4 separate regions of the Homo sapiens genome follow, and regions 2, 3 and 4 are each linked to region 1. Evidence: chromatin contacts called from ENCODE Hi-C or POLR2A ChIA-PET data. All regions are on one chromosome and are shown on one strand. The core of a region is the stretch at or near the end of the contact, and the rest is flanking DNA. Distances in the headings are between cores, read along the strand shown. Region 1 overlaps THADA (THADA armadillo repeat containing). Region 2 has its middle 56 kb from the start of LINC02580. Region 3 overlaps LOC105374570 (a long non-coding RNA gene). Region 4 overlaps LOC112268413 (a long non-coding RNA gene).

Region 1 (3,202 bases), core at 287-2,786:
ACTCTACGCTTCCCCGATGGATGGTACTTCTTCTGCTCTCAGCATGGGACCTTTTGTTCCCTTCATTATGAGGTAGTGTCATGCTGTGTAGAAATTGTCTAGGTTGGCGTGGGAGTTTTACGGGAATATTTTATCTTCTTCTTATTTCAGAAACTATTTTATATATATCATATATATTTTATATATATATATTATTTGTTTGTTTGTTTGTTTTTTGAGACGGAGTCTCGCTCTGTCGCCTGGGTTGGAGTGCAGTGGCGCGATCTCGGCTCACTGCAAGCTCCCCCTCCCAGGTTCACGCCATTCTTCTGCCTCAGCCTCCGGAGTAGCTGGGGCTACAGGCACCCGCCACCACGCCTGGATAATTTTTTGTATTTTTAGTAGAGATGGGGTTTCACTGTGTTAGCCAGAATGGTCTCGATCTCCTGACCTTGTGATCCGCCCACCTCATTCTCCCAAAGTGCTGGGATTACAGGCATGAGCCACCGCGCCCGGCCATATTATATATTTTTTTATATATGTAAACCTATTGTATATATTAAAAACTATTATATATATAACTATTATATATATTATATGTAAAACTTTTGTATATAACTATTGTGTGTGTGCGTGTATATATATATAACTTGTATACACACACACACACACACACACACACACACACAAACTTTGGGAGGGGTCTTGTGAAAGCAGAGGCCTGGGTTTTCCTGCCATTGCCCCCAGTGTTTCAGAGTAAGGTGCTTATATTGTGGGTACAGGATCTCATTAGAACCTGTGTAAGTAATGTTTTCTTTGAGCCCTGTCTGCTCCAAGGCAGGTGGATGGTGTTGATAGGAGATACTCCTTTTGAAAGACATAGCCCCATGTTTGCGTTATTCCTGTGTTGAGCCTGGCTAGCACGGAGCAGGCTTGGTTCTGGTATGTATCTTCTGTCCACGGGTTCGAGAGGATGTCAGGACATCTGCCTCTTCACTCTGGAAGAGTCTGCGAGCCGGTGCAATGGGTGGCATGTAAATGGTAATGCCATGTGGCATGAATTCCCACTCGTCTTCTCTTTTACGTTTGTAGTACCTGAAAAAAGCCATGAATATAGAGTATTCATGAAATAATATAACAGGGTTCTCTTCTTTTAGAGCCTATTACCACTTCTTGTGTTACATCTTTTCAGGCATTTGCCGTCTTCTGATTACTTTGTTCATTTTGGATCAAAGGCCTAAATATGTAGGCCTCCAAGAAGTATTAAAATTTTCTCATGAAACCTTTCAGAAGCCTATCATATTAGTTAGCTATTACCTTTCTGCTTAGCTCTTGACAAAACAGTACCTTCATTTTTGTGTTTCTACCAAAAATTGAAGTGGATTTGGAGCAGAAGGGTAAGAAACCAAACTCAAGAGAGTATTTCTTATGTATGTAGTGTCCTAGGTTTCACTTCCTTGTTTCACAGAGCTGACTTATGCATTTTAATGTGAGAAAACCATTAAACATGAGGTTCTGGCATGCGCTTGCAGAGCTATTTGTTTGCGCCAAGCCTTGGCTGTGGCTGTGTTATCTTTGATCACAGAGATGACTCAGGCAGACTGGTTTTTGTTTCCTGATATACAAAGTTACCAGTCTCCTTCATCTGGCATTTGGTGATTCATTTTAGGAATTTGGGTGGTAAATTTTACTTTCAGGGGCCTTAAAAATTGTTCTTTCATGAATAAGTGGAAAGAACTAAGAAATGTTTTCAGAAAGTTGATGCAAGGAGGAAAGGCATGTGCACAGAATTGCAGTTTACATTAGAAACAGAGATTTGCTTTAGAACCTGTGCTCTGTCTTAAGAACATTGAATTTGTGGAAGCTTTTTACTACTCAGTCTGTTGTTCATTGCATCCTAGAAATAATAAATTACTACATTGAAAGTACCTTTCAGTGGTACCTGAAAGTACCTTTCCAAAATGTTGCTTAGTTTACATATAATCAGAATGCTGATACTACTCATTATATTCAAAGTATCCATTATATAAAACAAAGATTGCATTAATATAGAAAATTTAAATATTGCTTTGAAGCCAGTGTACTTAGGGCATCATTTGTTAACCTCTAAAAATACAAAGTAAGAAGTTTGCAATCAGTCTGTTCTTCCAGTGAAAGAAAATGCTGCGGTTGTAGTTGCTTTCTTCCAGTAAGTAAGGTGCTTTATGAAGTAGATTCATAGAACATCACCAACAGCAGAAGTGCCACCAACCAAAATACAAGGTTATTTTGGTGTAACAGAAAGAGCACATCTATCACTCTTGACAAGCCCTGCACTCTTGGGTTCAAATTGTAGCTCTGTAACTGCCTTGCTTGCTCTCTGAACCTCAATTTCCTCAACTTGCAAATGAGGGTGATAACACATCTTCTGAGAGTCACTGTAAGCAAAATGTCCTGTAAGCAGAAGCACCACCCTTGATTCCTTAAGTACAGAGCCTAGGCTCTGACTTATTGACTGTCCATGTGTGTTATAGAACAGTGTTTCTAAAACTTTAAGATGTAAACATATCACTTGGCTATCATATAAATTCTGATTTCAGTAAATCTGAGGTGAGGCCTGAGAGTCCGACTTCCAAATGGTCTTCCAGATAATGCCACTGCTGCTGGTCTGTAGATCACATTTTGAGTAGCAAAATTAAACTTGGGATATTAAATTTAATACCATCACACACACACACACACACACACACACACACACACACACACATACAATTTTAACAAGCTAGACAGTAGTAGCTTATTAAAATTGGTTAGGCAGTTTAAGGAATTTATTAAGAAGTAGATTTTGACCCAGGAATGCAGAAAACAAGAAAGAAAGTGTTCTGAGCAGAGAAGTCAGTAGGAAGTAGACCAACCTTTGTTGAGCCCCGTCTTTCTGCCAAGTATTGAACTGGTCATTTTACTTACAGTGACTCTGAGAAGAGGTGTTATCACCCTCATTTGCCCGTTGAGGAAATTGAGGTTCAGAGAGCAAGGCAGTTACAGAGCTAGAATTTGAACCCAAGAGTGCAGGGCTTGTCAAGGGTGTTAGATGTACTCTTTCTGTTATACCAAAATAACCTTGTTTTTTGGTTGCCTTTTGAGTAGCCAGTAACTTAGCTACACGGAATGGACCTATAGGGTCTGAAATGTATGCAACTGAGAGAGATGAGGAGCCTATATCCACAGCTGCTGTATCTGAGTA
Region 2 (3,182 bases), core at 446-2,945, 270 kb after region 1:
GTCTGTACTAAAAATACAAAAATTTAGCTGGGCATGGTGGCACATGCCTGTAGTCCCAGCTACTCGGGAGGCTGAGGCAGGAGAATCACTTGAACCTGGGAGGCAGAGGTTGCAGTGAGCCAAGATTGTGCCACTGCACTGCAGTGTGGGCGACAGAGTGAGACTCCATCTCAAAAAAAGAAAAAAAAGGGAGGAAAGTGGCCAGGAGGTGGGTGAGTAGGAGGGAGGAGAAAAAGGAGGAGGGCCTGACCATTCTTCCTGCCGCCCACTTCTCTGGGCAGCAGGGTCACCTGCACCGAGGCTTGCCTGGTTCGGGGCTGGGCAGGCAAGGCTAGGCAGTGACTCAGCCCCAGGCCCAGCCACCCACTCTCACAGGCCCCAAAACTGAGGGAGGAGGGCACAAATCAGGACCTGGGGGCTGAGGTCTCAGCCTCAAACAGAAGTCACTACAACGGGCAGTGGCTCTAGGCTGGGAGCAGTTTCTCCTGCCTGGGGCGTAGTGGGGCGGTGAAGAGGAGAAGGCAGAGTCTGAGGAAGGTGATGTCCAAAGTGAATCTTGAAAGCTGGGTAGAAATGCATCTTCCTTGACCTCTGTCAGCTCAGCTTCCTCCTCTGAACAATGGTATCTTTTTTTTTTTTTTTTTTTTGAGACAAGGTCCCTCAGTTGCCCAGGCTGGAGTGCAGTGGCGTGATCTCAGCTCACAGCAACCTCCACCTCCAGGGCTCCAGTGATCCTCCCACCTCAGCCTCCCAAGTAGCTGGGACTGGGACTACAGGTGCACGCCACCACACCCGGCTAATTTTTGCATTGTTTGTAGAGATGGGGCTTGCCATGTTGCCCAGGCTGGTCTTGAACTCCTGAGCTCAAGTGATCCTTCTGCCTCGGCCTCCCAAAGTGCTGGGATTACAGGTGAGAGCCATCGCACCCGGCCAACAGTGGGTATAATTAATGGGACTTTTTTCATTGGCATGGTCAGGAGGATAGGACACAGCCTCGCTAGTGGTAAGTGCTGGGTGCTGACATGTGGGCCACTGACGCTATGGGCAGGAGGGTTAGCGGGGAGGGGATTTCAGGCACAGTGAACAGCACAGACATGAAGGCGAAAAACGAAAGAAAACAAAATGCCACAGCCCTGAGCCATCCGGGGTGCTGGGAGCAGTGCAGAGTCACTGCCAACTTCTGTGTGTTGCAGGCAGGAGCAGGCGTGGTGAAACTGCGGAGTGGCCGCCAGAGCGATCAGAAGTCTAGCCAAAGAGGCGTGGACCCAAGAGGGCCAACCCTGGTAGGGGGAAGTCCCCAAGACTGGGCCACAAGGGCCTGATCTCAACTCCTAGGTGTTGAGAGAGGCCAGAGGCTATGTGGGGCTTTGATGCTCCTTCTGTGGGGTGAGGGTGGGTGAGAAATTTTGAGGAGGTGCAGGGGAGGAGTCTAGAGGGGTGTGTGTAGGAGAGAGAGAGAGAAAGAAAGGGAGAGAACTATAAAGTTGGAGGCCAATACCAAGGGGCAGCCAGAATTAATGCCTGTTCTGGAGAGGGAGCAAGCAGCACCGGTCTCTTTCCCAACCCCGGGCCGCTTTGCCCTCCAGTACCAGGAAGTGCCTCTGCGGGAGAGAGGCCAGGAGGCTGCTCCACACACATCCTGCTTTTGCTCAGTCTAACTCTCCTCCCTGGCCTGCCTCAGCCCTGCACCCAGACTGTTTCATCAGGTCATAGAGCGGCTGGGTGTGAGTGTGTGGGTGTTTGTGTGTGTGTGCACACACATGCGTGTACATGTGGCATTTCTAGATCAGAGAATGCTCAGAGGCCCTGCTAAAGGTCAGGTCAGTAAGGAGTGAGGGCATGGCCAGCCCCTCAGGTCCTGGCACCCAGATAGCTCCTTCCCACCCAAATCTGCCAGGCCTCGGGGGCAGTGGCAGCTGACAGGCCTCTGAGTCAGGATGGGTGAGGAGGAGGAGCTGAAGGGCCGGCCAAGGAGGAGTAAGTCGTCACCTGCTGAGTGGCGGGTCATTCGTTTAGCCCAGTGATGGGGAGCAGTGCTGCAGGGGGCAGGGGTCGGAGGGGAGGGGGATTTCTGCCATTGAAACAATAGGCACCCTAGTTCTGTGTTACTGGGGCTGGGGGCCAGGAGGCAGGATAGGACATGCTCTTGCCTCCCCACCTCCGCTGTGCTCAGCAGCTGGTGGAGACCTGGGAGGAGAATCCCAGGCTGATGCCTAGCGTGGGCCCAGTAAAGTCTTTGGGGATTTGATGCAACCCCGAGTTCCTGATGGCTCATGGAGAGGCTGTGCCTGCACCTCGTGGCGATGAGCCATCTGGGGCTCGCCCCGCACCCAGCACATGGCTAGGAGCATAGTGAACTCCGTCTCTAGGAATGGGCAGGACCCAGGAAGGCTAGTGAAAAGATGCATTTGAGGCCTGAGCTCTCTGTGTCCAGAAGCAGCCCCCTCAGGTTGTGGGGGGACACTCTGGGTCTTGCACCTGCCAAGGCCCCTGCCACAGAGAATGGGAACAGCACTGCTCCCCCAGGGCCACTCCAAGTTTTCTGGTCTCAAGATGCAGTCCCTGTGGGGCTGTGGGTGGGCCCCCTCTCTGCCTAGCCCAGTTCCAGCTACAGAAGCTGTGTGGAAACATCTCCCCTGAACCAAGTGCCTTTGAACTTTCCAGGAATGCTGGCCTGGGGCGGAGCAGGGGTGGCAGGGAAGGACAGGCGTGGGGTGGGATGTTCCAGAATCTACTGGGACCCAAACCCGAGAGCACCGAGTTCCCACGAGCCAATGCCTGGCTGTGGAGGAACCGGGAGGTCACAGGGATGCAATGGGCAACATCAGGATGAGGCAGGTAGGAGTGTGCGCGCGAGTGAGACACAGGGCTGGAAGGGACCTGGAATGTCACATGTCCATGCCCCTAATGCCAAAGGCTGCCTGGTGCAAGTAATATTACTTTTTCTTTTTCTTTTTTGAGACAGGGTCTCACTCTGTCACCCAGCTGGAGTGCAGTGGTGCGAACACAGCTCACTGCAGCCTCAACCTCCTGGGCTCAAGTGATTCTCCCACCTCAGCTGGGACCACAGGCATGAATTTTCTGTAGAGATGGGAATCTCACCATGTTGCCCAGGCTGGTCTCAAACTTCTGGCCTCAAGTGATGCTCCCACCTTGGCCTCCCACAGTGCTGGGATTATAGA
Region 3 (2,909 bases), core at 258-2,757, 290 kb after region 1:
TGGAGACTCAGAGTCCCAAGCCGCTCTAGGGGTTGTGACACAGCAGCTGTGGGCTGGGCTGGGGTGGTGGGGCTGGGGGCCTCACACCTGGGCCTGCAGGCATCTGTGGGACAGGAATCCCCTGCAAGGCCCTTCCCCAGCCTCAGGCTGGTCCACCCACCCGAGTCTTTCCAATTCTGCTTCTCCAGATCCCCTGTGCCTTGCAAGGTTCCTGTCCTGCAGGAAGTAGGCCCACAAACCCTGCCGCCGACACCCCACAACCCCTCCTTCCTGGAGCCTCAGTTTCCTCAAGTATGAAAGGGGATAAAAAATGCCCACATCTCAGGATTAACATCAAGCAAGGTCTTAGATGAAAAGCACCTGGCCCATGGCAGCCGAGAAGGCTAGTTATTATTACTGCTATTGGTGTTATTGCCCGCACCCTGCACCTGCTGAGCACCTGCATGTTCCTCTGGGTTCCCGGCAGGGTCTAAATGCCTAAACTCACATCAGGTGTTAGGGAAGTTGTGTTGACCAGGGTGGACTCTGATTAACCTTCCACCTCCTTGCCTTGGGCTCTTGGAGCTGAGAGGGAGCACCATGGCTGGAGTCTGAGTGTGGCTGGCCCTCACTCAAAACAGCCTGAGTGAAGGAGGAAGGAAGAGAGGTTGAACTGAGTGGCTTGGGCCCCAAAGGATGTTGAAAGCTAGGCCGCGGAGTGACAGTTCTTGGGGGCCCCACTGTAGCTCCCTGCCCGCCCCACCGGCTGCTGTCAGTGGGAAGTGCACAGGCCCGGGGTGGGTAGAGGTAGGGTCCCAGCCTGGGCCAGCTCCCCGGGCCCTGCCACTGCAGACCTGGGCAGCCACCAGAGCTTTGCGTCTTGGGGTCAGCATTGCCTTCTCCAGGCTCCTCCAGTGGAAGCCGCCTCCTCACCGCACCCCCAGGCCCCACCTCGCCCCACCTCACCCCACCTCGCCCCACCTCACCCCACCTCGCCCCACCTCACCCCACCTCGCCCCACCTCACCTAGGCGCAGCCCCAGAAAATATCTATGAAGCACTCACTTCATAGATAGCACCTGTGCCAGGTGGTTTCAGTTCCACAACCTCATTTAATCCTCCACAATTCCCTGACATTTTATAGGAAAGAAAACTGGCTCAGAGAGGCTGAGTAACCTGCTCAAGATGACACAGCTTGTGGGTGGCTGAGTTGGCCTTCCAACCCAGATTCCTGTCATGTTCCTCAAGCCGACAGGTGGGTGAATTTGTGCTGGAAGAGACTATGCGACTAGGCCTCTTGTTTGTTGGGGGAAGAAATAGACACCCTGCACTGGGAATTGAGCGCCCCAGGCCATGCCGCAGGCTCCTGGCAGAACCAGGACGGGTTATAGAAACTTCTTTTGGCATTGGGTGCCAATGGGAGGGGCTCTGCCGGGAAGGCTTCCTCCTTTGCTGCCTCCAGGTCTCCCCTCAGAGGCCACCTCCCCACAGAGAAGCCTTTCTGGCAGTCCTAGCTGAAGTAGGGCACTATCACCCTCTATCCTGGGCTGGCTTTAGTTTTCTTTGTAGCACTTATTGTCACTTGCAGTTTTATGTATCCAATTATTTATTTATTGGTTCTCCCCCATGCTAGAATATGAACTCCATGAGCTCCAGGAGGGTCTGTCTTGTTCCCTTGCCTAGAATAGTACCTTGCACAAACGCCACAATTTTTTTGTGGAATGAATGAATGAGAGTGTCAGGTGATAAAGAAGCAAGCATACATGGGGGAAAGTTTGGTGTGATAATTCTGGTGGAGGAGGGAACTGAGAAGTAATTTACAAAAGGGAAGGGGCAGGGCCACTGTGGACAGCCATAGCATCTGGCACGAAGACTGCCAAGTGAATGGTGCCCCCTGCAGTTGGACAGTTCTCAACTTGGACAACAGTCCATGGTGCCCTTAAGGGTGGGAAGGGACCATCCCCTCAGCAGGGACTGAGGGAGAAGGGAGCCATGAATGGGGCAGGTCTGCAGGTGCCCTCAGCGGGAGGAACAGGCTGTTCCCTCTGTAAGGACGCCACGTGGTTGCGGTTAGCAGTTTGCCATCCGGTGTTGTCTCCACAGACAGTTGTCCAACCAGGGAGGGGGCTACTGCTCTGCTGTGAGCAATCGCTAGTACCTGGAGCACCCAGCAGGCTTCGGGCAGGAAAATCACCTGACACACCCCACAAACACACACCAAACACTGTGGACAAAGATAATCGCACAGGCAGAGGGGGGCTGTTTCCTGAGCCAGCCCCGGGCTCAGAGGTGGAGGACACTGTGTACTGAGGTCTCTCCCCTGAGCAGGGGCCTCGGTGAGGAACTTGTCACAGCTCTGTGGCCTGCCCCCCTTCCTCCTCCCCAGCCCCACAGGCTGGGCACAACAACAATCACCTGGCGATCGCAGGCCGTCTTCAGTGAGTCACCCTGCCCACAGTGAGCCTGGCTGGACGATGTTATCAGCTCCCCTGCTTACTTAATTCCTTGGGTGACATCACCACCGCCTCCGTCTTCTCCTTCTCGGCACTGTAGCCTGCAGCCTGGCATATCCTGGAAGGGAAGGCGGTGGAGGTCTCTTGCCAGAAACTACCAGGGCAGGTAAATTGGAACCTTCAGTTCCTTGACCTTTAGCCCCAAGGGGCTTGCCCTAGTTTCTTGCTTTGCACACAGGGGCCTCAGTTTACCTCCCAGGAGATGCTGTCTGCAGTGAAGCCCTGGGAAACACATGGCACCTCTACTCTGTGCTCATTCCCTCTCTCCTTGTGCAGAGGGGGTTTCCTGTTGGACAGAGGCCAAGCTGCTTGCCCTTCAATGTGTCCAAGTTTATCCTGGGGTTGTACCCCCAAGTCCAGCCTAAGTTCTGTCTCGCGTGGACACAGCTGCCTCCGAGCCTCTGTGATGGGCCTTTGG
Region 4 (2,918 bases), core at 119-2,618, 480 kb after region 1:
CCTGAACCAGTCACTTGGCCGGGAGGACTGTGTGCTCAGAATGACCACCTGGGTCATGTGCCCAGCTCTGGGTGATGGTGGAGAGGCATCATAAGAAAGAACTTCACCAAGAACTGGTTTGGCTCCTGGAATATAAAGGGAGCTATGACCAGCTATATTTGCTTTGGTTTCCTTATCTGTGAGGTAATGGCATTGGACTACATGGGCTTCAGAGCAGGCAAAGAGAGAAAGGGTTGGCAGAAGCATCAGATGTCCTCCATATAGTGTTGGGAGCTGAGGCTGGGCGGGCTATGCATTCAGTTGGGTTCAGTGATGGTGGGTGTATTAGTTAGGGTAAGAAAGCTGCTGTAACAAACAACCCCCACCTCCCAATAGCTCAACATACCAAACTCAGTCACACCACAGTCCAAAGCATGGTGATGGGGTATTCATCTCCATGCAGTCATAGAGGGCCCCCTTATTTTAGCAACATCCTCATTCCCTAGAGTTCTGGAGTCTTGTGCTTGTAGTTGCACTGATGGGGAAGGAGTGGAGGTGGTACGTGGAAGATGATACAGGAACTGTTGGAGGCCAGGCCTGGAATAGATGTACCTTACTCCTGCCCAATAGCCATTGGCCAGAACTTGGTAGCTGCACATGGTAATAGCAAGGCAGGCTAGAAAATGTGTCCAGAAAGAAAAGCAAACAGAGTTTGGTGAGTTCCTAGTCCTGCTGCATTGCGGGAGGACTGAGGTGGGTTTAGGAGGTGGCAGGGGCAGCGGGGTAGGATGTGGTGGACCTGAAACTCTAGGCTGCCTGCCTCCAGATTTTTCACTTGGGCAGGTCATTTCAATTGAGGCAGATTTTTCAGCTGAGACTGAGCTCTCTGGGCCTCAGTGTCCCCAACTGTCAAATGTAACAAAGCCACCTCTAAAGCCCCTTCCCATGTAAACATTCTCTGCTTCGCCCACTGCCTAGAGCCTCCATTGCTCTGCGCAGCTCTGTTTCCCTGATCTTATTATCTCTGACCTCCCCTTTAACTTCACAATGCCCCTATTCCAGCCCTCCTTTCATCCCTATCTGCTTTATTTTTTTTCTCCATAGCACCTATCATCTGACGCGCCAAATGTTTTTCTCATCTATTCATTGTCTTCCTGCATGAGAATGAAGCTCCCAGGAGGCACAGATTTTTGTGTTTAGTTCACTGCTCTATCCCAAGAACTTAGAAAAGGGCTTGGCACATTGAAAGCACTCAGTAAATACTTGTGGAATGAATGAATGAATGACTTTTAAAACTGTTCCATCAAGTCATTCATAACAGAGCAACGCTGCCATCTGGTGCCAGAAACTTGAATTGCAAGCACAAACTGGAGCCGGGGAGGGAAACTGTGCCCAGGGACAAGCCTTGCCAAATTAACCCTATTTCATTGCTTCAGACACCACGGTCTGACTCTGGAGGGCTCAACAGTCCCGTGGGGTCTGGTTTTCTGTCCTATGTGTGTTCCCCTCCAGATCGCCACGTGACATCTGAGCCATTCATTAGGTTCTCAGAGGCATCAGGCACTCCGCGCTTGCTCTGTTTCTGCTCAAGTAACATCTGGGGACCGCTGTGTCTTAGAAGATGGGCTATCAGGGAAAAGATTCCAGCCCTGAGAGAGGATGAAAGAGAGAACGTATGGTGGGGGCTAGTAGGGAGGACCAAGGGGAGGGTGGGGAAGAAGGAAAGGCCTCTGTGGAGGAGACCAGGCCCACCTCCAGCTTCACTCCACGTTTGCTTTGGTCTCCTTATCTGCGAGGTGACAGCCTTGGACTAGGTGAGCTTCAGACCATAACTCAGCCTAGCCCTAAAATCCCACAATTCTTTTTTTTTTTTTTTTTTTTTTTTTTTTTGAGACAGTCTCACTCTTGTCGCCCAGGCTGGAGTGCAGTGGCGCGATCTCGGCTCACTGCAAGCTCCGCCTCCTGGGTTCACGCCATTCTCCTGCCTCAGCATCCCAAGTAGCTGGGACTACAGGCACCAGCCACCAAAGCCCAGCTAATTTTTTGTGTTTTTTAGTAGAGAAGGGGGTTTCACCGTGTTAGCCAGGATGGTCTCGATCTCCTGACCGCGTGATCCACCAGCCTCGGCCTCCCAAAATGTTGGCATTACAGGCGTGAGCCACCGCGCCTGGCCAAAAATCCCACGATTCTTAAGAAAGACCAGAAGGTTCATGGTACATCTAACTTCTGGATTAATGCCTAGAAGACGGGTTTCAGCCACTGGTCAGAGGCTGGCGTCCTCAGTCAGGGGGTCTCCTCATTAATAGGCAGGTGATCTAATTCAGTGGGGGTCTCTCCAAGAGGACACTCCAGCTTCCCTCTTGAGCCTTGCCCCTGCTGGGGCTGAGCACCAGCAGTGTGGCCCCGTGCTCTTAGTGTCTTGCAGCCAGGAGCACCACCACCTCCTCCCCCCTCATGCCCCCACACCTATGTGTGTTTGTGCTGCTCCTTTCGAAAGCCTAAGGACTGGCTCTGGCTAATCTCTGATGTCTCTTGGGTCTCTGAGGTCTGTATGAGCCAGGTTGGCTGCTCAGGGCATGAAGGAAGGGGCCCCGGAGGGACTTCTCCCCTTTCTTTCAGAGCTTTGGTTGTTGGTGACAGGAGCAGCTTCAGTGGCTCTGCCGATGCCTGCAAACCTTTCTTCCTGGCCTCCACCCCAGCTCCCTTCAGCACAGATGTGTAGGGCACCTTCCAAGATGCTGTGGGATTTAGAAGATAGTTTGGGCTCTGACCCCGAAGGGCTCCTTGTGAGTGGGGGCATGCCCCGTGCAGCACAGCAAACGAGCTGTGGCCATGCATGTGCGAACAAGCATCGAAGTCAGGAGTCCAGGCTGACAGGAGAGTTGCTTGGGAAGCCTTCTGGAGGGGTGGGGTCCCTACGGCTTCTGAGTCCACCCACA

Evidence for each region. A loop is a pair of places that touch in the nucleus more often than their neighbours do. ChIA-PET counts read pairs that join two places held with the same protein, here RNA polymerase II (POLR2A). Pooled maps may share reads with other maps.
Region 2: a pooled map shows a loop between it and region 1 (5-fold over the local background). The contact joins two enhancer-like sites. A Hi-C loop is called at or near these places in 1 of 168 maps with a recorded cell type or tissue (Caco-2) and 7 of 50 pooled maps. POLR2A ChIA-PET finds 5 or more read pairs at or near these places in 1 of 52 experiments (GM12878).
Region 3: a map of GM12878 shows a loop between it and region 1 (16-fold over the local background). The contact joins two enhancer-like sites. A Hi-C loop is called at or near these places in 3 of 168 maps with a recorded cell type or tissue (CD4-positive, alpha-beta memory T cell, GM12878 and naive thymus-derived CD4-positive, alpha-beta T cell), 6 of 37 single-sample maps with no recorded cell type and 16 of 50 pooled maps. POLR2A ChIA-PET finds 5 or more read pairs at or near these places in 2 of 52 experiments (H1 and activated CD4-positive, alpha-beta memory T cell).
Region 4: a pooled map shows a loop between it and region 1 (4-fold over the local background). The contact joins two enhancer-like sites. A Hi-C loop is called at or near these places in 1 of 37 single-sample maps with no recorded cell type and 5 of 50 pooled maps. POLR2A ChIA-PET finds 5 or more read pairs at or near these places in 2 of 52 experiments (B cell and PC-9).

Annotation. Positions count from the first base shown.
Region 1 is chr2:43,424,970-43,428,171 of GRCh38, reverse strand. It overlaps THADA (THADA armadillo repeat containing), which reads left to right. Exons shown (of 38, transcript NM_022065.5): 28 at 1-72. Among named protein-coding and RNA genes, the nearest start is that of THADA, 170 kb to the left of the region's middle. RefSeq lists enhancers at 1,553-1,612, 1,633-1,722, 877-2,076, 2,115-2,194. Within about 2 kb of position 1,536, at least 24 of the 41 ENCODE cell types and tissues checked have a DNase peak (open chromatin) inside an H3K27ac peak, as active enhancers do.
Region 2 is chr2:43,157,129-43,160,310 of GRCh38, reverse strand. No RefSeq gene overlaps it. Among named protein-coding and RNA genes, the nearest start is that of LINC02580, 56 kb to the right of the region's middle. RefSeq lists silencers at 1,692-1,761, 1,609-1,804 and an enhancer at 2,019-2,537. Within about 2 kb of position 1,695, at least 35 of the 41 ENCODE cell types and tissues checked have a DNase peak (open chromatin) inside an H3K27ac peak, as active enhancers do.
Region 3 is chr2:43,130,694-43,133,602 of GRCh38, reverse strand. It overlaps LOC105374570 (a long non-coding RNA gene), which reads right to left. Exons shown (of 3, transcript XR_940018.3): 3 at 1,229-2,549. Among named protein-coding and RNA genes, the nearest start is that of LINC02580, 30 kb to the right of the region's middle. RefSeq lists enhancers at 1-331, 2,430-2,489 and a silencer at 1,890-1,939. Within about 2 kb of position 1,507, at least 16 of the 41 ENCODE cell types and tissues checked have a DNase peak (open chromatin) inside an H3K27ac peak, as active enhancers do.
Region 4 is chr2:42,945,426-42,948,343 of GRCh38, reverse strand. All of the region lies in intron 1 of LOC112268413 (a long non-coding RNA gene), which reads right to left. Among named protein-coding and RNA genes, the nearest start is that of LINC01819, 93 kb to the left of the region's middle. RefSeq lists an enhancer at 1,994-2,793. Within about 2 kb of position 1,368, at least 10 of the 41 ENCODE cell types and tissues checked have a DNase peak (open chromatin) inside an H3K27ac peak, as active enhancers do.